Linked DNA regions of Homo sapiens: all the other regions are linked to region 1. The links are chromatin loops, found by intact Hi-C in ENCODE. Cell type or tissue: natural killer cell. All regions are shown on one strand. Region 1 holds the start of MIR4437 (microRNA 4437). Region 2 overlaps LINC01934 (long intergenic non-protein coding RNA 1934). Region 3 overlaps LINC01934 (long intergenic non-protein coding RNA 1934). Region 4 holds the start of LINC01934 (long intergenic non-protein coding RNA 1934). Region 5 overlaps LINC01934 (long intergenic non-protein coding RNA 1934).

What was found. Peaks named below come from ENCODE experiments on the same cell type or tissue, not always from the same donor. Only the 100,000 strongest peaks of a DNase experiment are listed, where the experiment ranks them.
Region 2: it touches region 1 in a loop (2.6-fold over the local background); 4 of 110 quality-filtered maps call a loop at or near these places.
Region 3: a loop joins it to region 1, with 4 times the contacts of the local background. A loop is called at or near these places in 7 of 110 quality-filtered maps.
Region 4: it touches region 1 in a loop (3-fold over the local background); 9 of 110 quality-filtered maps call a loop at or near these places.
Region 5: it touches region 1 in a loop (2.2-fold over the local background); 5 of 110 quality-filtered maps call a loop at or near these places.

What each region holds. Positions count from the first base shown.
Region 1 is chr2:181,303,615-181,308,614 of GRCh38, forward strand. All of the region lies in intron 3 of LINC01934 (long intergenic non-protein coding RNA 1934), which reads left to right. It overlaps MIR4437 (microRNA 4437), which reads right to left and starts at 2,038; the gene lies at 1,979-2,038. RefSeq lists an enhancer at 577-656. In natural killer cell, no CTCF peak of the experiment used is centred here; DNase peaks (open chromatin) are centred at 487, 2,167, 3,327, 4,157 and 3 weaker places; H3K4me3 peaks cover 661 bases; H3K27ac peaks cover 4,641 bases.
Region 2 is chr2:181,162,797-181,167,796 of GRCh38, forward strand. The region is part of intron 1 of LINC01934 (long intergenic non-protein coding RNA 1934); the gene reads left to right. Among named protein-coding and RNA genes, the nearest start is that of LINC01934, 41 kb to the left of the region's middle. In natural killer cell, no CTCF peak of the experiment used is centred here; DNase peaks (open chromatin) are centred at 485 and 2,635; H3K27ac peaks cover 3,798 bases.
Region 3 is chr2:181,391,115-181,396,114 of GRCh38, forward strand. The region is part of intron 4 of LINC01934 (long intergenic non-protein coding RNA 1934); the gene reads left to right. Among named protein-coding and RNA genes, the nearest start is that of ITGA4, 64 kb to the right of the region's middle. In natural killer cell, no CTCF peak of the experiment used is centred here; DNase peaks (open chromatin) are centred at 2,477, 3,177 and 3,867; H3K4me3 peaks cover 1,171 bases; H3K27ac peaks cover 2,393 bases.
Region 4 is chr2:181,121,518-181,126,517 of GRCh38, forward strand. It overlaps LINC01934 (long intergenic non-protein coding RNA 1934), which reads left to right and starts at 2,320. Exons shown (of 5, transcript NR_130784.1): 1 at 2,320-2,463. RefSeq lists an enhancer at 2,587-2,686. In natural killer cell, no CTCF peak of the experiment used is centred here; DNase peaks (open chromatin) are centred at 2,424, 3,234, 3,506 and 4,008; H3K4me3 peaks cover 473 bases; H3K27ac peaks cover 3,259 bases.
Region 5 is chr2:181,141,257-181,146,256 of GRCh38, forward strand. The region is part of intron 1 of LINC01934 (long intergenic non-protein coding RNA 1934); the gene reads left to right. Among named protein-coding and RNA genes, the nearest start is that of LINC01934, 20 kb to the left of the region's middle. In natural killer cell, no CTCF peak of the experiment used is centred here; DNase peaks (open chromatin) are centred at 645, 1,425 and 2,725; H3K27ac peaks cover 4,379 bases.

The sequences.
Region 1 (5,000 bases):
TTACTATACTTAAAAGTAGAACCCTATACATCAGCATATTAAATAAAATAGATAAGCATTGTATAGTAAAAGTGATTTATATATTTGTGTATTTACATATTTTAAATATATACTAATATACATTTAGATATTTAATGATTTTATTAAAATAATAAAAGTAATATATCAATATTATATTGATATATTTATTTAAATTTATATTTAAAAACTGGGTTATCTGACTTATTGCCTAATTAAATTAAGATTTCAGCAAAAATCAGAGATAATTTTTTGAATATCTTGGCGATATATGTGGGGGGATGTACTACTTTTATTTTTAAAACTCTGTGAAAGTACCTCCTGCTGACCAGGCAGAATTCTAAATAATTTACAAATATTAATTCAGATAATCATACTGACAACTCTATTCAGGGTCTACTAGTGGGATGCCCAGTTTGCAAATGAGGAAGTTAAGTAGCTTATATTCAAGGTCAGACCACAAAGTGGCAGAATAGGATTCAAAATGACGCCAGAGTCTATGTTACTGTTTGAAAAGAATATTCAGCCATATCTGAGCAGGTTTTATTTATTAATTAGAGGTCAAAGCCATGGAAAAGATTAGCCCCGCCCCAAGTCTTGGTAGCTTAGTGGCAGGTCATCTAGGGCCCTGGAGTCTCCCTTTCAGCTGTCCCTCTGTGTGATATTTTGGAGCTGGGGTCATGCCTTACCTGCCTCCTCCTGGGGCCCTATCTGCTGAATACTATGACAGCGGGCAATAAAGGGAAGTTAGCATCAAAAGGCAGCCCTTCTCTTTATGTAACATAGAAATGACCCTTTCTTTATTTTTGACTGACCACAGCTACCTTAGTATTAGGTTAGCCTTGGTTACAGACTGGGTTTTGGTTTTGGTGATAAGTATGACTTTTGTAATTCTTTGAAACCTCTGCAATGCCTCTCAATTGCCCTATGAACAATGTAAATTTGGGAGTATAACTAAATGCAGATCTTCACAGATTGGAGTTTGAACTTGCCTCTTCAGCAAGGGACTGGGACGGCTCTTTATTACTACGGGATGTTTTTCTCATCTTCTAGAGCTTAAGTAAAAAAAATCTAGTTTCTCTTTGGGTAGTGAGGATGAACTGTAGATACTTCTTCACAAGCTCAAGGAAAACACATTAGACTTTCCTAGTCATAAATGAAGTCTCATTATGCTACAGGAGAAAACAGAGTTTTAAAAGTAACTATACTATCTAACTCTTTTTTAGTTTTATCACTGAATCTTGAATAATAGAACATAAGCAGTTGTTCGGATTTAAATTATTCTTCCCTCTTGAATTACTGTTCAACACCCTAAGATCACCATACGTATTATTTCAGAAAATGAAGAGCCTTAAAAATTGTCTCAGAAATTTTATTTCCTTATATTATAATTGAAATTTGGTAACTTCCCTCAAGATTAATAGAAAAGTTGTTCTAAAATCAACAAAACATGTTCACTTAATTTTTTTCCCCCACACTGTGGGTAGGAGCTAATATTTACTGAGGGTCCAGCACATGCCAGGCATTTTACTTTACTTAAGCCCATGCTCAGTATATGTGGTGAATATTGCTTCTTTTTATTTTATTGGCAAAGAAATGAAATCTCAGAGGCATTAGACAAATTACCCAAGCCTACCCAGGCCCTAAGAGGAGTCCAAACTGGGGTTATTCTGGCCTAAAAATAATGTGCTTTGCCCATCACAATACCACAAACTTTTTAAAATCTTGATCATTTCCACATTTCAATTAATCATCAGCATCAATGACGCACTTTAAAAGAGGAGGAGTATTTTTTAAAGAGAGACCTATTTACTCTTTTGGTCGGAGGCGTAGAAATTATGCTAAATACTATGCATAACTTACTTTGGCAAGTGCAATGGTTAAAACTAAGTACTAGTGTGCTTAAATACTTCCTTATTCAACAATTATAATGCAGATTAAAGCCCAAGTGTGAAATGTGAACCTTTGTACCCTGAGCCCACAAGGGTCATCCCCTCCTTGTGGACCCAATGCACAAAGTACAGTTGCCTGCACCTCCGAGTCCTCTTATGAATGGCTGGGAGGGATTACACAGGAATCAGCAGGTGAGAGGCATCAAAGGTTACAGCTCACAGTGCCCTTGACCCTCAGTCGAAGGCGGAGACTCAGAGTAGCTGTCAACAGAATAGAAACCATTGTATGAGAGAATTGCTTAAAATACTTCAGTTGCTCTCTGTGCATAGCAGAGGCACTGTTTGTGGTTTGGGAAGCTATAGTGACAGTTAGAGGCTGTTGTAGCAATCCATGAGTGTATGTACTCATGTATATCTGTAATGTGGTGTGCTTTCTTATCTTCAAGAGCATAGTTAAAACAGTTGGATTATGTTGATAAAATAGACCCTATAAGGAAAGTGCAAGTTTTGACATTTCCTCATTTTGTAGTTTGTGTTCAGTTGGCAATGTGAGTATTAATAGTGAACAATGTTAATGCCTGCATGTGAGGTGAACCTGCCAGTTAAAAGATGATAAATTATGGATTTATTATTCTTTTTCTCAATCTCTTGACAGCTGTGAGCAAGGCTGTTCCAAATTACCACCAAATGGTAGAAAGTTTATTACTTCCCTGGCCAAATAAAATACAAATACAATTTCACCCTGCAAAAATATTATTAAGCTAATGTTGCAAAAGCCTTATTAATCTTATTATAGTTAACAGTGCATAGTACTAAAAAGACAACTTGGGAAATTCAAGACAACTTGATTTTTAGAACCTAACAGTATCTAGAAAATCACATATTAAATGTCTAATAAATATTTGTGAACTAAATATACATGAAGACACTATTAACATCTTTCCAAGGGAAAAGTACCTGGCTAATAACTTTTAATAAGTTAAGTGCTCCTAATTAGGAGTTGGCATTTATAGTAGGGAGATGCTTTGTGATTTCACATATGTGGAGACTGAGAGACAGATATTTTATTGTAAAATAAAGGATGTATTGTGAAACAAAGGAGATGGTCAGAGTAGGGTGGGTAAAGAAGATAAATTAGGAGGAGAAAATAAAGTTTATTACTTTAAATTCTTTTGTAATGTCTTTAATAGAGACACATTTTAAGAAGAATTTTGTTCACGGCTACGAAAGACATTCATAAATGAGTCAGAGAAGAAAAAATAGAAAAGGTAGTGAATTATGAAAATGGGCAAAGTGAGAGGAATAAAAATTATATAAGAAAGGTAAAAGAAAAATGTCTAGAAGAAGAAAAGTATTTGTAAAATAGTTGTAAATCTTCTGCCCTTTCTTCAATCTTGAGGATCCTTTGGTTTCATATTCTCTGCTTTTTTAGACAGGATGTACATTTATAGACTGTTTACTTAGTAACTGAAACCTTTGCTTTTTTCCTCTTTGAACAAATCATGAAATGTAAAGTTAGAAGGGAGAAGTTTGTTTTAGCTACTTAAAAATGTAAACCTCATCTGGGGGCAGAGTAGAGATTCAAAATATTCTTTAATAACCTAAACTGAAAAAACTTTAAAACATTTAGGCTTTTCTTATTGGCTATTAAGATTTCTTAGAACTTACTCTGTAAAATATTTTGTGATATTAATGACATTTGAGTGAAAGCCACTTCTAGTACCATTAATGGCATTTTTATGTATAATTTAGAATTCTTTCTATATAGAAAAGTCTAAGGAAATCATGAATATGTTCCCGGAATTGGAAAATCGTCTGTCTGCTTGAAAACTGTCTCTGGCAGCACTGTAGCAGAGGGGTAAAGTGGTCTGGGCTGGAGTCCCAGCTCTGCCCCTTACTGTCCAGGTAAACTTGGGCAAAGTCATTTCTCCTCTGAGAAGGTACTCTCTTTGAAGATACTATCTCATTTGGTTGAACTATAGAATAAATTTACAGATGCAAAGAACTCAGAAGAATGACATAAAAGAGGTATTTAATAAATGTTATTCTGACACATTATCCAATATAGAAACAAGTAAACATCACTTCAAAACATAAAAACAGAAAGCCATTTAAAAAACAAATAAATATATTTGTAGCCAAAAGTGAAGATTATTTCTTAAAACGAATATATATATATATTCCTTTTTTGAGACAGAGTCTCATATTGTTACTCAGGCTGGAGTGCAGTGGTATGATCTCAGCTCACGTCAACCTCTGCCTTCTGTGATTCTCAAGTAATTCTCCTGCCTTAGCCTCCTGAGTAGCTGAGACTACAGGTGTGTGCCACTACGCCCAGCTAATTTTTGTATTTTTAGTGGAGACGGGGTTTCACCATGTTGGCCAGGCTGATCTCAAACTCCTGACCTCAGGTGATCTGCCCGCCTCAGCCTCCCAAAATGCTGGGATTACAGGCATGATCCACCATGCCTGGCCTAAATTCTGTATTAAATCTATCAGAGTATCTTCCACATAATAGCAGTTCAGTAAATATTTGCTGAAGAAATCTGGGTAACTAAAAGAATAAAATATAAACCTAGAGATCTTCACCGAAAAGTATTATTGAGATCTAATATGAGCTTATAAATGCATTAGGTCTATTTTGATTGAAGAAGAAATATAAGATGTAACCCAAGCTCTCAGAGTGGTTTCAATTAGTTGAAGAGAGAAGACCACATATATAACAGATATGGGGATTATCTTTTGCACATAACAGGTTCTTAATAAATGATGAAGTATTTGAAATGATTGAGTGAAAATATCTGAAATAATTATAAATGATAACAGCAATTTAAGGCACTGTAAGGTAGGTGTTCTGGGGATAAGAGCCAAAGGGTTGATGTAGTTCACAATGCAGGGCTCAGGCTGATATTTAAGGAATATATAAATTTAAGCCTGTCATTCTCAACTCTGGTTGCACATTACAATAGTGAGTGCCCAGATCCCACCATAAGAAAATCTTATTTAATTGGTCTGAGGTGAAGCCCAGGCATTTATGTGGCATTTATGTGGTATAAAAGCTACAGAGGTGATTCTAATGTTCAGTCAAGG
Region 2 (5,000 bases), 140 kb before region 1:
GCAGCTTTGTTAAACTGAAATTTCTTAAGAATAAATCAATGTTCTCTATTTCTATCATTAACTCTCCTTGGTACGTGATCCAATATTGTCTATAGATTCACTAAACTTACTTATTAGATACTAGACCCAACGCTAGGTCCTGGAGGTTTCAAGATGAATAATTTTTATAAAGATTAATAGACCAAAGAGTAGTTTCAATGAACAGTATGTTGGTGATAATTAGTATTTGCTGAGTTGTAAATTCCTTGGAATTTGATCTCTAATTCTAATTATTAGAATTTACTCTCTGTTTCTCTGATCTATTTCAGAATCTGTTGTTTTTTTTTTTTTTCCTGTTGTTGTTATACAATTGTAAAAGGGGTTTTAAAAATACTTGAAAACTGGGCCAGGTGTGGCAGCTTACACCTCTAATACCAGCCAGCACTGTGGAGGGCTGAGGTGGGTGGATCCCTTGAGCCCAGGAGTTAACAATCAGCCTGAGCAATAGTGTGAAACCCCAACTCTACAAAAAAAAAATGCAAAAAAAAAATTAGTCAGGCTTGGTGGTGCATACCTGTAGTCCCAGCCTCTCAGGAGGCTGAGGTGGAAGGATCACTTCAGTCTGGGAAGTCAAGACTGCAGTGAGCCATAATCACACCATCGCACTCCAGCCTGGGTGACAGAGTGAGACCCTATCTAAAAAAAAAAAAAAGAAAACCAAGAGCAAGTTGCCAAAATATTACACAAGGATTTCTAGTTTTATTTTCTGTTTCACTGTGATTGGGTAAAAGTAAAGATATATAAATATAAGACATAAATGCATTTTATTCTTTGGAATCTAACATCTTCAATTAAAAATGAAAAATTTCTAACAGGAAGGATCAAGAGATTGGAAAGTAGCCTAATAAGTCTTTAAAATAGTGTTTCTAGGAATCTGATATACCAAAAGCAAGGAGCAATAGGAAATACAGATAAAGGCAGGAAAAGGTAGATTTTGTTACAACACTATTGTGGTTTCTGAAGGAGTTTGGCCTCATTGGGTGATGCACATCAGTGTTAATTTCTAATACTCAGAAAATTAGTAACCTTTGTACCCAAGAAGTGAACATTCAGAGTTCAAAGAACCACCCACCACCCCAAATCATTCAATAATTTTCACTGGTGTTCTACTACAAGAATTATAATTCACTTGTAATTATGGCCACCAAAAGAATGTTTTTTTTCCATTTTATAATTCAACAAACACTTGTTGGATCACTAGTTGATGTCATGAATGTATTAGGTGCAGTGGTGGTGATAGTGGATGGGTGTATTTGAAAATAAATAGTGTATTCTAGGGAGAATATATAGTCTTTTGAGAGAGAAGGTAGGCTTAAAAATATAGAGTGCTTTCAAATACACTAAAGGTGTGCAAAAAATATTACTACTACATGGTAGAGGAAAACACAACAAAACTTTAAGAAACCTCTTGAGGAACGTCTGGTTTGGCTTCAGTTTATTTAGAAGAATGAAGAGCTCCTAGACAAAATGCTAGCATACATAACACAGAAACAAAATAAACTATAAATACCTTATAAATAAATTATAAACTACCTTGAGGAGACAGATGAAAACAAATTAGAGTTAAAATCTTGGCAAGTGAAGGTAGATATTATGCCACAGAGAAAAATTTGAAGAAACTGTGCTTGTGGAGTTTGATAAGGTTCTTCTCACAAAATATAAACTGTGGTCTTTTAATGAAACAGAAGGTTTTCACATTCTATGGAATAATAGTGATTTTTGATGTCAGCTCTGGAGAAAAAATCCTGGTGATATTTGGAGACCACCTGTTCTGGATAGTTTCCATGGTAAGTCACGAGGTGTACCAAGATTCTTACAACCCATCAACTTCTTCATGCTTTTGTGAATATACTGAGAAGAAATGATACCACTGAGAAAATGATTTAGAATGTATTTCTTATAAATTTTAATTCTAAGGTAGAAACTGAAAAGGTTGGATTTACAGGTGGAATTTAAAAAACAACAACAAAACTCTTTCTGCATTTGTGAATTCTGGCATAGAAAGAAGAATAGGGAAGTGAAACACTGACCTTACAAATAATGTTGAAGAACATAATTTTTTAAAATGCCATTGCTCAGGATGAAAAACACATGGGTTTGACAAGAGGAGGAAACATCTTGTTACAGCATGCAAGTCTGTCAAAATAACCTTAGATTGGTGAAGAGTGTTTAAGAATTGAGAGGGTTTGGGCATAGGGAAAGCAAAAAGAGGAAGATACCAAGAATTTCTCAGGAGGAAAAATAATTAGAAACTATTATTGTACCCTCAGATACCTATGTTCCAATTCCCAAATATAGGGAATGTAGAATTGAAGATACATATATTTGTAGAATGTGGGAGTAAAATCATTTAATAAAGGAAGAAAATATTTCAAAAGGATGCTACCACCTGGCTATCTACAGGATGGCCACTGCCAGCAGCTCCTGTTGCTGCCTACTACTTTGGATCCCAAAGTTTTTGGATGTTAAAATGGGCCAAGCATGAGTTCACCTCTTCATACCCTTTTTAGAGGGTCTAATTTTGATTTCTACCCACATCCTCTGGAACCGTGATGAAGTTAGTTTCATTTCTCAGCCCTAGGTCTGTCATCCCTTTCTTAGGCAGCTTCGGTCTGGGCAAGCTTGATGCTGAGTTGGTCTTATGTTTATGGTTCAGTATTGGGTACGTACGTGTCCTAATACAAACTTAAGGGGGGTTTCCTAACTACTAAGATCATATCCATGATTTTGTGTTGTGTTAAAAACATGAATGTATTTAGTTTACAGTGGAGACCGCCAGATATCTGTCTTTAGGGACAGTTAGTAGCAAACTGCCTGTGGCTAATTGTAGAGAATAGTCTATAGAAGATGTATCTTGGCTTTCCCCAACTGCTGAGGACAGAAGTCCTTTGAACTGTGAAGAAAAGAAAGTAGAATGTGGTGGTGGAGGAGGGAGAGGAGAGGAGAAGGAGGAGGAAGAAGAGGAAGAGTTGTCTCACTTTCTTTACCCCGTTCCACCTCCAACTCCCCACATGTATTAGTATGTTCTCACACTACTAATAAAGACATAACCAAGACTGGGTAATTTATAACAGAAAGATGTTTAATTGATTCACAGCTCCACGTGACTGGGGAGGCCTCACAATCATGGTGGAATGCAAAGGAGGAGCAAATTCATGTCTCACATGGCAGCAGGCAAGAGAGAGTATGTAGGGAACTCTCCTTTATAAAGCCATCAGATCTCATGAGACTTATTCACTATCATGAGAACAGCATGGGAAAGACCCACCTCTATGATCCAATTACCTCCCACTGGGTCTCTCCCATGACATATAGGAATTATGGGAGCTACAATTCAAGATGAGATTTGGGTGGGGACAAAGCCAAACCATATGATTTTGCCTCTGGCCCCTCCCAAATCTCACATCCTCACATTTCAAAACACAACTGTGTCTTCTCGACAGTCCCCTAAAGTCTTAACACATTTCAGCATTAACTCAAAAGTCCACAGTCCAAAGTCTCATCTGAGACAAGGCTAGTCCCTTCTGCCTATGAGCCTGTAGAATCAAAAGCAAGTTAGTTACTTCCCTGATACAATGGGTGTACACACTTTGGGTGAATATACTCATTCCAAATTGGAGAAATTGGCCAAAACAAAGGAGCTACAGGCCCCATGCAAGTCCGAAATCCAACAGGGCAGTCATTACAACTTAAAGTTCCAAAATGATATTCTTTGACTCCATGTCTCATATCCAGGTCACACTGATGCAAGAGGTAGGCACCCAAGGACTTATTCAGCTCTGTCCCTGTGGCTGTACAGGGTACAACTCCCCCTCTAGCTCCGCTTCTTTCACAGGCTGGCAAGGAGTGACTATGGCTTTTCCAGGCACACAGTGCAAGCTGTCAGTGGATCTGCCATTCTGAGGTCTGGAGGATGGTAGCCCTCTTCTCACAGCTTCACTAGGCAGTGCCCCAGTGAGGACTCTGTGTGGGGGCTCTAACCCCAAATTTCCCTTCTCCACTACCCTAGCAGAGGTTCTCCATGAGGGCTCTGTCCCTGTATCACACCTCTGCCTGGACATCCGGACATTTCCATGCATCCTCTGAAATCTAGGCAGAGGTTCCCAAACCTCAATTCTTGACTTCTGTGCACCTGCAGGCTCAACACCACTTGGAAGCTGCCAAGGCTTCAGTCTTGCACCTTCTAAAGCCATGGGCCCAGCGGTACCTTGGCCCCTTTTAGCCACAGCTGGAATGGCTGGGACAAGGGCACCATGTCCCTAGGCTGCACACAGCAGGGGGGCCCTGGGCCCTGCCCATGAAACCATTTTTCTTCCTAGGCCTGTGGGCCTGTGATAGGAGGAGGTACTGTGAAGACCTCTGACATGTCCTGGAGACATTTTCCTCATTGTCTTGGCAATTAACATTTGGGTTCTCCTTACTTATGCAAATTTCTGTAGCTGGCTTGAATTTCTCCTCAGAAAATGGGTTTTTCTTTTCTATTGCATTGTCAGCCTACAAATTTTTCAAACTTTTATGCTCTGCTTTGTTTTTAAATGTAAGTTCCAATTCCAAACCATATATTTGAATATATAACACTGAATGCTTTCAACAGCACCCAAATCACATCTTGAATCCTTTGCTGCTTAGAAATTTCTTTTGCCAGATGCCCTAAATTATCTCTCTCAAGTTCAGAGTTCTACAGATCTCTAGTGCAGGGGCAAAATGCTGCCAGTCTCTTTGCATATCTAGAGTTATCTTTACTCCAGTTCCCAACAAGTTCCTCATCTCCATCTGAGACCACCTCAGTCTGGACATAATTGTCCACATCACTATCAGCATTTTGGTCAAAGCCATTCAACAAGGGTCTAGGAAATTCCAAACTTTCCCACATCTTCCTATTTTCTGAGCCCTTCAAGTCTCTAGGAAGACACAAACTTTCCCACATTTTCCTATCTTCTTCTGAGCCCTCCAAACTGTTC
Region 3 (5,000 bases), 88 kb after region 1:
TTCTGGCTCTATTGCTTTTTAGGTTTTGACTCTCAGGTAATGATATTCTCTGACCTTCAGTATTCTTCCCTTCATAGAATGTGTGCTACAGCTGATAGTTTCTTAGACATTTGCCTAATCAATGGCCCATTTCTACGTAACCTAAATTAAAGGTTTAAGATATTTTGCAAATTGTACCAAAATGTTTATAAAAAGTCTTAGTAACTTATTTTTATGCAGCATTCTGAAACAACAAGATGAAAAATCAGTCAATCACTGTAAGACAGGGTAGCTCATTTAAAATTGTGATTGTCAAAAATGTTAATTACTTCTGGGCCAATGAGATAGAATTGCTAGGCAATTTACTTTAAGTAACATAGCTTTGTGGCCAGAATTAACCTTTCTATAAGGAAAAGAGACACATGTCCATGTGTCCAGGTAATGAAATTTGAAGGCCAGGTAATATGAGTGAGTTCTGAAAATAAGTTTTACTGAATTCGCAATTATACCTTGGACAGGTCCTACACAATTAAGGTGTAAAATATAAACCCCTTCTGGTTATACTTTAGACTGTTGAAAATAAGTACAGTGTATTAAAAATATATAGTTATCTAAATAAATGAATTATCTTGGTACATAAATAAAACATTCAGATTTAAAGTAAATCCTTTTAGCTTCATTTATTTATCATATCATTTCACTAATAATCTACTTGTGAAATTCAGTGTTATCTTCATATCAAATTTTTTGCCCTTCATAAGTAAATGAGTATTAATTTACAAAGACTAAAATGTCTAGGGAAATATGACTATACAATCCTCTTTACCTAGTACCTAGTATAGTGCAATAGAAATTTGAAATGTTTCCCGATGCTACTCTGCACAGTGCAAAGATCATAAATTTTGGGGTATATCTAGTTTTGTTCTCAGATAATTTCCGATGGTTACTGGGTAATCCATTTAGACTTTCTAGGATGCTTTTCCCCATGTGTAAAAACAGGCATAATAATATTATCCATGACCTTTTCAATGTGTAATAATATGACTCATTCATTTTCAGGATAGTATGTGTCTATGCACATTCATTCAAGTAAATTACTATTCCTATGTCTATATTCATCCCTTAAGAACAAGAAGGGCATTTGCTAATTTGTTCAGTAATAGGAAGGGGAATGTAGGAAGAGTGGAAGAACAAAACACCATTTTGCAATTTTTCAGCAGGAACACTGTTTCGTGATATCTGGATTGCAACGAGAGGACTAGAAGTCAAGGGGCTAGAATTATCTGAAGGGTCACTCTCGTATGTCTAGAGTTTAATCCTAGCCATCAGTTGGAGGCCAAACTTCTTCACAAGATGGCTGGGCATCAAGAGCAAATAGACAGAGAGAGAGGGGCTATGTATGTGCACAGTAGATGAAGCTATATTGCGTTTTATTACTTAGACTTCTGCTACATTCTATGAGTAGAAGCAGTTATAAAGGTCACCTAGGTTCAAAGGGAGGGGACATGGATCCCATCTCTCAATGGAGGAGTGTTGATGTCACGTTGTAAGAAAAACATGTGGCATGGGTTATATATTGCTACCATCTTCGCAAAACAATATCTGCTCAAGCCAGTATAAGGGCTTTTAATTTATATCACCAAAGTGAACTTCAGTAATAGTATAAGATTTGATTTATATCTTTCCCTGTCTAATGATAGGAAAAATTGTATTTCACTGTTGTTTCTTTTTATAATTAAATATACCAAACATTGTTTCACAAGTTATTTGCCACTTATATTTTTTCATGATTAAAAAAATTATTTGACATAATCAGTATGCTCCTGTGGGTATTCACCTGCTTAATAACAGTTTATAAAACATCTTCAAATATTACACTAAGGAAACAACAGTTTCTCAGTTTTGTTGAAAATATTTCCCCTGGTGTGCCATTTTATTTTCACTTTGTTTTATTGCATTATTTATTGTTTATAAACTTTTTAATATGGTTCCTATATTATATACCATGCTTATGATGTGTTCCTCATCCCAGGATTATAAAAATAATTTTTACTTGTATGCTAACTTTGTTCTTTATAAATTATATCAAAATAAATTCTATATAAATTAAATATAAGATCTAACATTTTTCAGGCTTTTAACTGTTCAGCTTCATTTGTTGAAGTAATCAAAATAACAACTAGTTTTAAAAATAGTAGTATCCAAAGAAAACAGACATTATCTGTTGAATAAGCTTATACCTCCTCTACCAGTTAGAAATATTAAAATTATATATTGATTCATATATATACTTGAGTCTCTTTCTGGATGCTTTATCATGGATCTCTCCCGTAATTCACTATCACTTTTTTAAATCATTACAGTATAAAAGTACATTTTAATATCTTAAAAGCCCCCCTCTGAACGTGGTTTGTAATTCATGAAGAGCTTTTCAATAATCAGTGCCCAACCTACTTCCTCCCTGATGATCTCATTCAGGCTCATGTCCATAGCAACAACTTCCTATTTATATCTCCAGGCCACATCTCTCCTGTGAGCCTTAAACTCTATTACCCACTGGAAGGTTGAACATGTCTCTGTTTCAACTGGTCAAAACTGAGCCCTTGAATATTTTTCCCAAGTCTCCTCCTCCTCCAGTCTTCTTTATTCAAATAAAGGGCACTATACCAGCTAATCAGATACCAAAATGAAAGTGAAAGTTAACATCATTGTAGCCAATCTTTACATGAGAGTAAAAATGGTTAAATTCTTGTAATAGAAAATTAAAATGGGGCTGGGCACGGTGGCTCACACCTGTAATCCCAGCACTTTGGGAGGCCGAGGCAGGCGGATCACGAGGTCAGGAGATCGAGACCATCCTGGCTAACAGGATGAAACCCCGTCTCTACTAAAAATACAAAAAAATTAGCCAGGTATTGTGGCGGACGCCTGCAGTCCCAGCTACTAGGGCGGCTGAGGTAGGAGAATGGCGTGAACCTGGGCGGCAGAGCTTGCAGCGAGCCGAGATCACGCCACTGCACTCCAGCCTGGGCAACAGAGCGAGGCTCTGTCTCAAAAAAAAAAAACAAAAAAAAAATTAAAGTGGGAAATTTGGCTTTTGGGGAGGCACAGTGTGGTTACATCTGCACTGCATCTATGATGTCAAAATCGGTACCTGGTTTAGCATGTGAACAAGGAGTGCTAAAAAAAAAAAAAAAAAAAAAGTTAAGGACCATTGATCCTGTGGAGCATTTCAAAAATTTATTTTTTTATTTATAGCAGGGGGTATGTGTCTTCAGCCTCTTTCTCAAAGTTATTGTGGTTTCCTGCTAGTTTGGGGGTGTTAACAATGCTATTAAGTCTGCCCATGAGTGTACTATTACACTTCTACATGTCTCATAAACAGCATTTTTTTCTTGAGAATATTTTATGTATTTTCCCATATATTTTTTAAAATCTAAATATGTAGTTGTGATTTCTAAGAAGTAAATGCAAATATTAATAATCATATATTAAAATAAGATTAACTTCTAATTTTTACTATTGTTAGACTGATGGTTTAAAATATAGCAACTTAATAAAATGTAAAATCAATAAAATAATATAAGGTGATTTTCAGAAAAACCTTAGCTGTATGTGGAACAAATTATGTAAAAAACCTTAGCTGTATGTGGAACAAATTATGTAATTGCATCACCACATTGCTCTATACCCAGCAGGAGGACTTATATAGACTGCACCATCTGATCTTCCTTGCACTTTTACTTCCAGTTGGTTTCATTCAATGACAGGGACCAGGTAGATATCAGAGAGCAGAAGTGGAGAGAGACACACAGACAGAGAGACAAACAGATAGATGTGTGTCTCTAACCCTACTACCACTGCTGGCAAGTTTTGATATTGAGTACATTGAACAATCTTAGCTCTGTTAGTTGGTCCATTTCCTGCTACCTAACTGTCGTCTGGCTGTAACATTGCCATACCTTCACCCCTGCAGGTCTTGAGGGGGTAAAAGCTTTTCACAGTTGCTACCCTGAGCTGCTTCACCATTCTTTGCTGGTTTCCACAATCCTGCCACCCTCCGTAAATGTTCTCTTCATTAAAATGTCTCCCATCACTTCTGTGAGAAAGCCTTATGTTTCCTGCCCTGACCTTGACTGATACAGGCTCCAACTTTGGTTCTTCTTCAGTTGTACTCATAAAGGGAAACAGTATAGCTCATGAACTCTACCATGACGGTCCCTACAAAGCTTTTCATAATCATTTACTACTCGTATTATTTTATAATTTCAGTTCAATTCAAACTTCCTTTGGGTGGTTTTCAATAAACCAACCACTAAGCAAATACTAGGATGATAAAGAGGAAGATAAGACAGAGTACGTTCCTCAAGAAGCTTGGTTTTTTCAGCAGACAATTCATAAACACTTGAAAAAGTTAAACAAGCTTATGTATGACAAAACGTTACAAATGAACACTAACAGACCATAAATATAATTTGAAACTAGAGAAGAAAACAATGACATAGTCTAACAGGAAAGGCTTTGTTGAGGAGGTGGGACTTTAATTGGATCTTGGGGGATAGAGATTCTTCAGTGTGATTCCACCATTGAATATTTCTTATCTTTTTTGTCACACAAAGAGTAATGTTTTTTTTCATTTAGATCCCTCTTTCAATGTCCTAGAGCCATTTATGGGCCACTTGAAATAGTGTCTACACATGACAGATAAATTGTTTTTCTTGCCTGACCTACCCTGAGTCAGGATAGGCTTTGAGAAGCGTAACAATTCCTTTGCTTATCCATCTGATGCACATTGTGCCACACTGTGTCAGGTATCAGGAAGATTTGCATGAGAAGGAGTCCAGAGAAGTTCTAGATGATCACTTTTGGATTTGCCAAAAGTGACCCAAAAAGACTCCATGGGGCAAGCAATAACCCAGGCTCTGAGGTCGCTGGATCTGTATCTAATTTCCAACTCCTCCAGCTACTGGTCATGTGATCTTGAGAAAATTACTTAATCTTTGTTGTCTCAGTTTCCTCTT
Region 4 (5,000 bases), 180 kb before region 1:
TGCTTGGATTCAATTTTGATGAAAATAGAGTAGTGAAGCAGCTGCAGAACAAAAAGGAGAAACCTTTTCAGAGGACCAGAAGGAAGCTGGAGTGGTTGGTGATATACTGGGAAGTGATGCACTAGGTAGAGAAATCAGTGAGTCTTGAGGGGCATTTTGCATTTGGAAATGGTATTTGGGTCTGACCCAAGACTTTGTATTGGTACCTTAGATCCCCTTCTGCTAAGCATACCTGTTCTTTAGTTACCCTTTTCTCTCTTTCCCTGTCATAGCTCCTCTACCCCAACTGGATGCACCCAAATGGTAGAAGGTAGAATAAGGGGGAGATGCTCTGCTTCTCTTATTGTGGTTGTCCATGGATCTCTTGCTTTTCCCCTTTTATTTGAGCATTTTGAATTGCCACCAATATTGGCAACTGCAACTGTGCCTCTTTGGTTTGTATGTCCAAGGCCAATGATATAATAGCTATATCCTTCGAACCTGCCCAGACATACCTAGAGAAAACATTTTCAGGTATCTCTAGGTAGGTGTGAGCTAGGAGGAAGGTTAGTTAGGAGCAGAGACCAAAAAGAGATATAATGAATGCAACTCTATGAATCACAAGGGAAAAAGTCTCTAATTGCAGAAGGAGCAGTAACAGTTTTAAGCTGGAGAGCCTGGGTTGGTGCCCAAAGCATTTCTTTGTTTGCCAAAAGCTGCCTCAATGTGGTATTTCCATCAACACCTATTTGTTGAGAGCCTACTCTGTGCCAGACACTATTATACAGGCTGTAATTTTCTATTGGCTCTAAGCCATTCTGATACATAAAAATATAGTTTCCTCAAAAGAGATTAGTATTTTATAATCTAGTTCAGCTTCATGTGTTAGCACTTAGTCTGAATATTTGCCATTGTGAAAATATGCAATATCTATGTATTTTTCAGACATGAGCCAAAGTATTGAAGTGCTTCATACTTAATTGTTCTTCAAAGTGTTCAATCTTTAACCAAAATATTTCTCAAGAAGTATTTCATGGATATACTTGTTATTTATTTTTGTTCTCTGAAAGAAATGCCTCCTGATGTTAAAAATCATTTTGCTAATATCTCAGTCTTATTCCTTTTTAGAGTCCTCTACACTCTATCAATATAGAACTAGCTACAGTTACCAGAAAGTGCTATATTGTTTTGTGCCTCTGGATCTTTGAATATGCTAGACTCCCAGCTGGGAATGCACTTCCTTGCATGAAAAATGACCACACAATATTCTTTACCACAGTTCAAGAATCAACTCCTTTGATCAGCTCTTTTACGCTAATTAGAATGCCCGTTTCCCCACTTGAGGCCCAATGTATTCTATATAAATTCCTATTGTTGTAATTCTCACATAATATTCATAATTATTTGTCCAGTTTTCTTTTCCCATCTTGTGATTTCCCATAAAATCATAAGATTTTATGAACTTATTGAGGACAGAGATTATGTCTTATTTGTGGTTATATCCTCAGGGCACAAAAAAGAGAAACTCAATATATGTTCAGTAAATTCATTGAATGAATAAATGAATCAATGAACAAACAAGCAAATGCCATATGCATGCATATATTCAACTCCTAGGAACACATTTTACTGGTATTTTATATCTTATATTTATTTATAATATATAAATATTTTATATATTATATATAAATAAATACAAATATTTATTTATATATAATATATAATATAATATATTTATTTATATATAATATATAATTTATAATTATATAAATATATAATATATTTATATATAATATATAATTTTATTATATATTAATTATATATATAATAAATATATATAATATATAATTTTATTATATATTAATTATATATATAATAAATATATATAATATATAATAATATTATATACATTATATATAAATATAAATATTTATATAATATATAATATAATATATTTATTTATATATAAATATATAATATATAATTATATAAATATATAATATATTTATATATAACATATAATATAATATAATAAATATATAAATAAATATAAGATAATAAATATAAGATAAGACCCTTTTCTGAAGATACTTCTAAGAAGTATCAGCAATACATTCTATGGGATGCGTATAATGGTTCCTGGATAATATAAAGAAAGAAGGCTTTCCTTTCTCAAAAAGGCAGTCTGTTATAAAAGTCTTTGTAAGTTGAAAACATTTTTTTTGAAAAGCAGAACCCTGTAGTTAAAGAAAATTCAGCAGCCTAAATTCTTTACTACATGTGTGGGTATAGTGAAAACATTTAGCTATCTGATATTACACTATCGTTGACTTCTCAGTTTTAGTATTCAGAGAATGACCTGAACTTAGCTGTGTTAAGTTGCCTGCTCCACAGGAAACCACCTCTGTAACTGTTGCTTGCTGCTTTCTCTTTAGGCAACACCCAAAGCCACTGTCAGATGTCATGGAGATGAGACCTCACAAGGTAAGTGCAAAGAAAACAGGAACAAATACATTTTCAAACAGAACTTGGTGAAAACATTGGCCCAAGAATGATAGGAAGCACCGCCTTTTGGGGATCCCTATTTGGGCTGTGGAAGGGACATATAGCCCTGTTTTATATGGAATCATATATGGTGTGAGGGAAATGAGTCAGATCCTGGGTTCCCAAGTGGCCTATCTGAGACAGAAGCAGGTTATGTTGTCTAGACAAAAGGAAATGCTTTGTTTTTTGAGGGAATGTTATCAGAATTTTAAAAGCCAAATGATGGCTAGAGAATATAACTAAAATTTTATTGACACTTTGTTTTTTAGAAGGCTTTTTCCCTCTTTCTTTTTGTTTCATTCTAACAGTCTATCTTTTTGCCCAAGATGCAAATTGAAACTTAATTAAATCCATGATTCCAAAGAGATATAGGCCTTATTACACAGCAGGCATTCTCTGGCTTTTCTTCACATCTGGAGTTTTAAACTTTGGGGTATTAATATCATGTCTAAGATTTCTTGTAGTCTTGGTTTGCTAAATAGAGGATACATGGCTATTTTAAATGAGGGTTTCATAATCACCCAAAAATGCTACAAATTTCAACGTGAAATAGCTTTTTCCTACATTGTAAATATTAGATGATTAAGCATTCCTTATGCCTTTTGCATGAAAAGGCAACATAGACTTTATTAGATATCTGCGGTTCTCATTCTTTGAGTATTTGCCTCCCTATTGACCTTCAGGCCTTTTGTGCTTCTTTAAAGCCGTTTCCATCCCCCCTACTTCCTCCTTCACAGAATGTAAGATGTCAGTGGAAGAAGATGAAACCAGAGGTTTTAAGAAAAGATTGGACAATAATAACTAAAACAAGTTCCTTTAGCTTTTATTTTTACCCATTTTATGTATTTTTATTGATATAAATTGCTTTATTATGATTATAGTTGAAAGTCAACATTTTGGCATATTAAAAAGACCATTTCCTTCCAACCTAGAAAATTCTATCTCATGATGATACATGTTAGGCCTCTTAGCAACTTATTCTGTCCTATAGCTGTGTGTGGCCACTGCCAATTTGTAGTCCCCAGTTCTAGTCCTGTCAACTATTTCTCCAGAGGTAACTGGACCAGAGATTATACCAGAATTTTATTTTATTTTTCTCAGATGGAGATTTTTTTTCACTGTGAAACTGTCTGGTTTCCCACTGATGGGTCTAATATACAGAGCTTTCTGGGTTTGACAGATGTGATAAACTAACAAGAATATTTGCATTTGTGTAGCTTTTATATACAGATATTTCACTCTCCTAATACTTTTTCAAGTTATAGATAAATGTTTTTTAAAAGCAAACTGAAACGGCTGACAAACAGCTGCTGCATAGACTTTGGAACCTGGCTGCCTATGTTTGTAGACTGCTCATAGAAATGTGAGTTCTGATAGCCTTTTTGGAGATGAATCTAGCAATATATGTGGATATTTATTGTGGCATTTGCTGAAGTTCCTTCTATAGCCTACCAGGCACTGCATCACCTGGACCTTGGGCAAGATATATGTCTGGTCCCTTTTCCTGCCCTTCTGTCACTCTGCATTTACTGTAGTGGCATTCACAAGTGTTCCCAGTCTCGCTGAGTATCTCTCCCTCAGAACTCGGGTGCTTGCTGCTTGCTGTTCCTTCTGACTGGATTGCTCCTCTCTTAACAGGCCTCATGGCTTACTCCCTCAAGTCATTCAGGTTTCTGATCAAATACCTCCTCAGAGAGCTCTTCCCTGGCTACCCCATTTAAAGTAATAAGAAATTTCCTGTAACTTTGTATCCCCTTGTTTAGCTTCATAAAAATATAACATTATGTTACATATTAAATTAGTGCCTGTCCCCTCCACTAGAATGGATTCTTTAGGAAAGTGGGAACTTTGTTTTGTTCATTGCTCTATTCCTGGAGTTGAACAGGCGCATAGAGTGTATTAAGACTTGTTGCATGAATAATTTGTGGTAGCAAATGAACGAAAAGATAAAGCAAATAGAATATCCTTTGGTAAGAGAATGGTTAGATAAATTGTGGCATATCAATAATATGATGAAGTCATCAAGAAGAATAGAATTAGATCAATGTCATCCAGGGAGTTTCAAAGTTTATTATTAAGGAAGAAGTGGAGGTGCAGAAAAGTTTGTATAATAGGACCCTGAGCAGTGATCTACATATATATGTATCTATCCATCTATTTAATCTATCTATCATCACATAAGAATGATTCATATAGTAGGATATTCACCAGGTCATAAGCATTAGCTTTGTAGGGAAATTGTGCAGTGTGATTTTGTTGAACAGGGTATGGAAACGGAGACTAGAGGGCTCAAAGTTGGCTGAAATATGTAAAATGATTGCCAATTTGGGATACAGCTTCACTTGCTTTTGCTAAATACACTTCAGAGCAACTTCAGTCATATCTTTCTCCCCTTGCCACCCACACTGTGACTTAGTGTCAAACTCTGACCCATGGTTGCTGTCTTGGCCTCCCTTAATTACTCTCCTTCGGAATTC
Region 5 (5,000 bases), 160 kb before region 1:
CTATGACATTTTCAAAATAAAAATGTGTTTCAATGAAAATTGTTCCCTTTGGTTCATTTTCAGTGTTGTTTTATATTAATACTAAACAAGGTCTTTTACCTGGAGGAAAATAATACTGATTATTTAGAAACTGGCATTTTAACTGTTCCCTCATGACTTCAAATGCATATGGGATCCTTTTACCCACGATTACCCCTTGCTTTGACTCTTTAGATGTTTTAAAAGGGAAATGTCTTTATATAAAAAATGTGCCTGGGCAATGAAAGAGAAGAATGTATATTTTGCAGAAAACCAAGCTCTTCCTCCATCACTAGCAAAATTTCTAGCTCAGTCTAATCCTCCACTTTCTCTTTCTTGAATTCCAGCAACAACCTCCCAGCTTGTTTCTCCATAGGTACTCTGACGCCCTCTAAATTGTTGTTTGCATGAACAATTCATATTTGATTATATTAACCCCTTCTTCTCTTCTATATACCTATGCTTAAAATTCTTTAATGGTGTTCCTTTGTCCTTAGGAAAAGAAGACAAACTCTTCAATATGGCTTACAAGGCTTGGCTTCCTTTTCCAGCCTCATCTCATTCACTCCATGCTTTCCCTTTTCTGAGCTCCAGTCTCACTTTCCCTTTTTCATGCCCTGAAAGCCCCATGCTCCCTGTTACCCACACGTAGCTCCTTGTACTTTAAACATGATTGTTCGTAGCTTTCACTCTGTTAGTTTCATGGTTTCTTCAAATACTAACTAAGTTATCACTTCCACAGAGAAGCTTTCCCTCTCCAACATAATTTGTTTTTTTCCCACAGAATTATATTCCCATAGCACTGGCTTTTTCTCCTTTATATCACTTAATATAGATGAAAATTTACATTTATTTTGTGTAATTACTTTAATATTTATCTTTCTTATTACACAAAGGCAGGGATTATGTTTTTCAGTTTTTGTTTGTTTGATTTTGCTTAACTTTGTATCCCACCACCTAAAATAATGCCTGCAATGTGGTAGCAGCTCTATAAACACCTTTTTTTCTTCAGATAAATGAAAAAAAATGAAATCATATGGCAAGAATTTGAAATAAATCTTTACTAAGTCTACTGTGATTATTTAAGACTAGAAATTATGGCCATTAAGCTACCTAATTGTATTAGAGTTTTCTTGGATCAGATGATTTTGGCAAACAAATTGAACTTGAAAGAGGGGATTGCTGTAATTTCATCTGAATGGACTCTACATGGAAAGTGTCTTGACACATGAAAGAAGACGAATCTGGGATGGATGCTAACCTTTTTGGTCTTCACAAATAGAGATTGGGAGTTGATCAGCATGTCCAAAATGCCAATGTGAGGAAATATGTAGTCATACTGTAACAACATTTATTGAGTTATTACTCTGTGTTAGACATGCTAAGTTCTAAACCTGTGTAACTCATTTATATTCTCAGCAGTCTTCTGAGATGTTCGTAGTATTGTCATCTACATTTCATAGAAGAAGAAACTGAAACAGGTTAGGTAACTTACTCGTGGTCACAGAGGTAATTGGTGGATTTGAGGATTCACAGGATTCTAAAATCGAGTTGCTGCACTGCCTTCTTTAAAAAATTAACATTTTTGAGTTTTGTCTAGGAAGTGGGAGTAGGAAATGAACAATTTGTTTTGTCATAAGTAGAAGTATGAGAGGAACACTTATCTTTAAGAATAAGTGCAGACTTTTTGCTCTCCTCAAAATATCATCTTCATTATAATTCCAAAAATATAATGAAAGAAAAATTAAAATGATAACCTATCTTATTCTTACAATTAACTTAAGATTTTTTTGAGTTATTTCCATCTATATACTGGAATCTTAATACTGACCTTGGCATTAAAGTCCAGGTAGTATTAATAATATGAATGTTACATTTGTGTTATTATTCTACAGTTTATTAAGTGCTTTTACTTATATAGTGGATTTAATTCTTCTGAATACTTCATAATTATATCCATTTTAATAATATGAAGGTGAGTGTTAGAGCTCTCAAGCATACAGTAGACGGCTAAGTTAGGGCTAGCCTATAGATTCTCTGACTTTGGTCCAGCACGAAGGCTTTTCTATGACAAAGCCCTTTAAATGCATGAAACTTATAGAGCCATCTTCTTCTGGAATACATATCTGCATATAAAGGGTCTGAGCACTACTCAGCATATGCTGAAATATTTTGTTGCAATGTGTTTTGAGTTCTGCTGTGAAATTTTAGTAAAATTGATTAAACAGTTTTTCCTATGGAAAAGAGAAAAATGAAATCATTTTAAAAAGAGAATCACCATTCAAGATACACACACATATACATATTTTCTTCATATATACTTTATACATAAGCATTAGTATTTATTTTACAAGACTGCAAAAGAATTATGATTAACATTTTCTTCAGAGCTCATTAGAATCATGATTTCTAGTAAACAATAAACTGACCTTAATGTTGCTATTTTCTTATTGTTAGCTGCTGGGAATAACAACAAATACAAAACATTTAAATATATGGTAAAACAATTAAAATGGCATTTTTGTGATATGTCATATTAAGGCACAAAGGGCAGAGTTTTTAATGTAATAATTATGGCCTTTATTTTCCTGAAAGTTTGTTTTCTTCAAGTTTTCTTTTTAATCTTGCTCTGTTTACATCAAAGCTTTAAAACTATCTTCAGTGTAACCTTAGCACAGGAAATGAATGACAGCAGGGTAGCTGGTCTGACCTCAAGACCTCCATATTTTTACTTTGAGGGCCTCAGCGCTCACATGTACTGAAACTCTACCAGCATATAGCAAAGTGCAGTGAAAATAAAATCAGAAAAGACTTCCTCAAGGTTGTTTTTTTTTTTTTCATAGCCCAAATAATAGTATCATGTGCATTTCCCATCAGGTTTGGTTTAGAATTTTCCATACTGTGTTTATATTGATACGTTGCCACAGTGCCTCCTACTGTGGTAGGAAGTTGGGAAATCTATGGTTGTATAAAAGTATGATAAAGAAATGAATTCAATTTTATTTTTAATTAGAACATCCCTAGATATAAACTGATAAGGTCAGCCAGGAGTTGTATCAGAATTTGCAGTTGGTTATCTAAAATCAAAATCGCAGGAGGCAATGTTCCTATGTTCTAAGTTGAAAGCTGAAATGTTGCAATGTTTATGTTTTTTAGCAAAATACAGTAAGTAGTTCCTTTTTAACAGTTTTGACCTTTTCAAAGAAATTAAAGGCCAGAAAACCTCACATGTTGTTGTAGTCCTCCATCGGTGAAGCAGAAAATGTTATCAAGTATTGTATGTCTTGTTTCTGGTGTGGTCTTTGCAACACAATTGTGAAAAGCCTTTGCTACTTGGGAAAAGAGAAAAAACCCTGACGCTGAACACGTGACAGATAATAGCAGTGAACATGAGCTCAGAGACCTGGGAGGGAGTCCTAGTCCTGCTACTTACTAGTCTTAGGACAGGCTCTTCGCTGCTAAGTGACAGAAAGTATAGCTCGCAATTCCAGCCCTACTGTGTTCGAAATTGGTGGGTTCTTGGTCTCGCTGACTTCAAAAATGAAGCCATAGACCCTTGTGGTGAGTGTTACAGTTCCTAAAGATGGTGTGTCCAGCGTTTGTTCCTTCAGATGTTCAGATGTGTCCGGAGTTTCTTCCTTTTGTTGGGCTCATAGTCTCACTGGCTTCAGGAGTGAAGCTGCAGACCTTTGCGGTGAGTGTTACAGCTCCTAAAGGTGGCGCATCTGGAGTTGTTTGTTCCCTCCGGTGGGGTTTGTTGTCTCACTGGCCTCAGGAGTGAAGCTGCAAACTTTCGCCGTGAGTGTGACAGTGACAGTTCACAAAGCACCCAGAGTTGTTCCTTCTTCCCATTCCCAGTTGTCTGTCCCTCCCTGTGGGTTCGTGGTCTTGCTGGCTTCAGTAGTAAAGCTGCAGACTTTCACAGTGAGTGTTACAGCTCATAAAAGCAGCACAAACCTAAAAAGTGAGCAACAGCAAGAGTTATTATGAAAAGCAAAAGAACAAAGCTTCCACAAAGTGGAAGAAGACCCAAGCAGGTTGCCGGAGAGGGTTTGGGTGGCCTGCTTTTATTCCCTTATCTGGCCCCACCCACATCCTACTGATTGGTCCACTTTACAGAGAGCTGATTGGTCCGTTTTACAGAGTGCTGATTGGTCCGTTTTGACAGAGCGCTGATTGGTGCATTTACAATCCTTTAGCTAGACACAAAAGTTCTCCAAGTCCCCTACCCGATTAGTTAGACACAGAGCGCTGACTGGTGCGTTTACAAACCTTTAGCTAGACGCAGAGTGTTGATTGGTGCATTTACAATCCTTTAGCTAGACAGAAAAGTTCTCCAAGCCCCCACCTGACCCAAAAGCCCAGCCGGCTTCATCTCTCAATGGCACTACCCACGGGACTTTGGGGTACATAGCCAGGGCACTCTGGCAGCCCAGAGGGAGCTCCTCCCACGATCAAGCGCAGCAGGCGCCCGCAGGCCGAGCTGAGTGCAGGGGCTGCGGAGCCCGCGCCCACCCCAAACCCGCACCTGCCTGCGAGCGCCTTGCGCAGCCCCGGCTGCCACGGGCGCCTCTTCCTCCACACCTCCCTACGAGCAGAGGGAGCCGGCTCCGGCCTTGGCCAGCCCCAGAGAGGGGCCCCCACAGCGCAGTGGTGGGCTAAAGGGCTCCTCCAGTGTGGCCAGAGTGGACACCCAGGCCGAGGAGGCATGGAGAGCAAGCGAGGGCTGCTAGCAAGTTGTCATCTCTTACTACCTACCATTGCTGTAGTGCAGCCACAGCATCTTATGTATGGTGGATTTGTGAAGCTTTACACTACTGTTACATGGTTTCTCAATCATATTTATCGTTTATACAAGAGCTCACAAATTAACAATTCTTTTACCTTGTTTCCAAATACCAGCATAGTCACAAAATGAATGACTCAGGAAGTGTAGATCTAGAAGAACCAGATAATTGCACATAAGTTTGGTGAGATCAGCA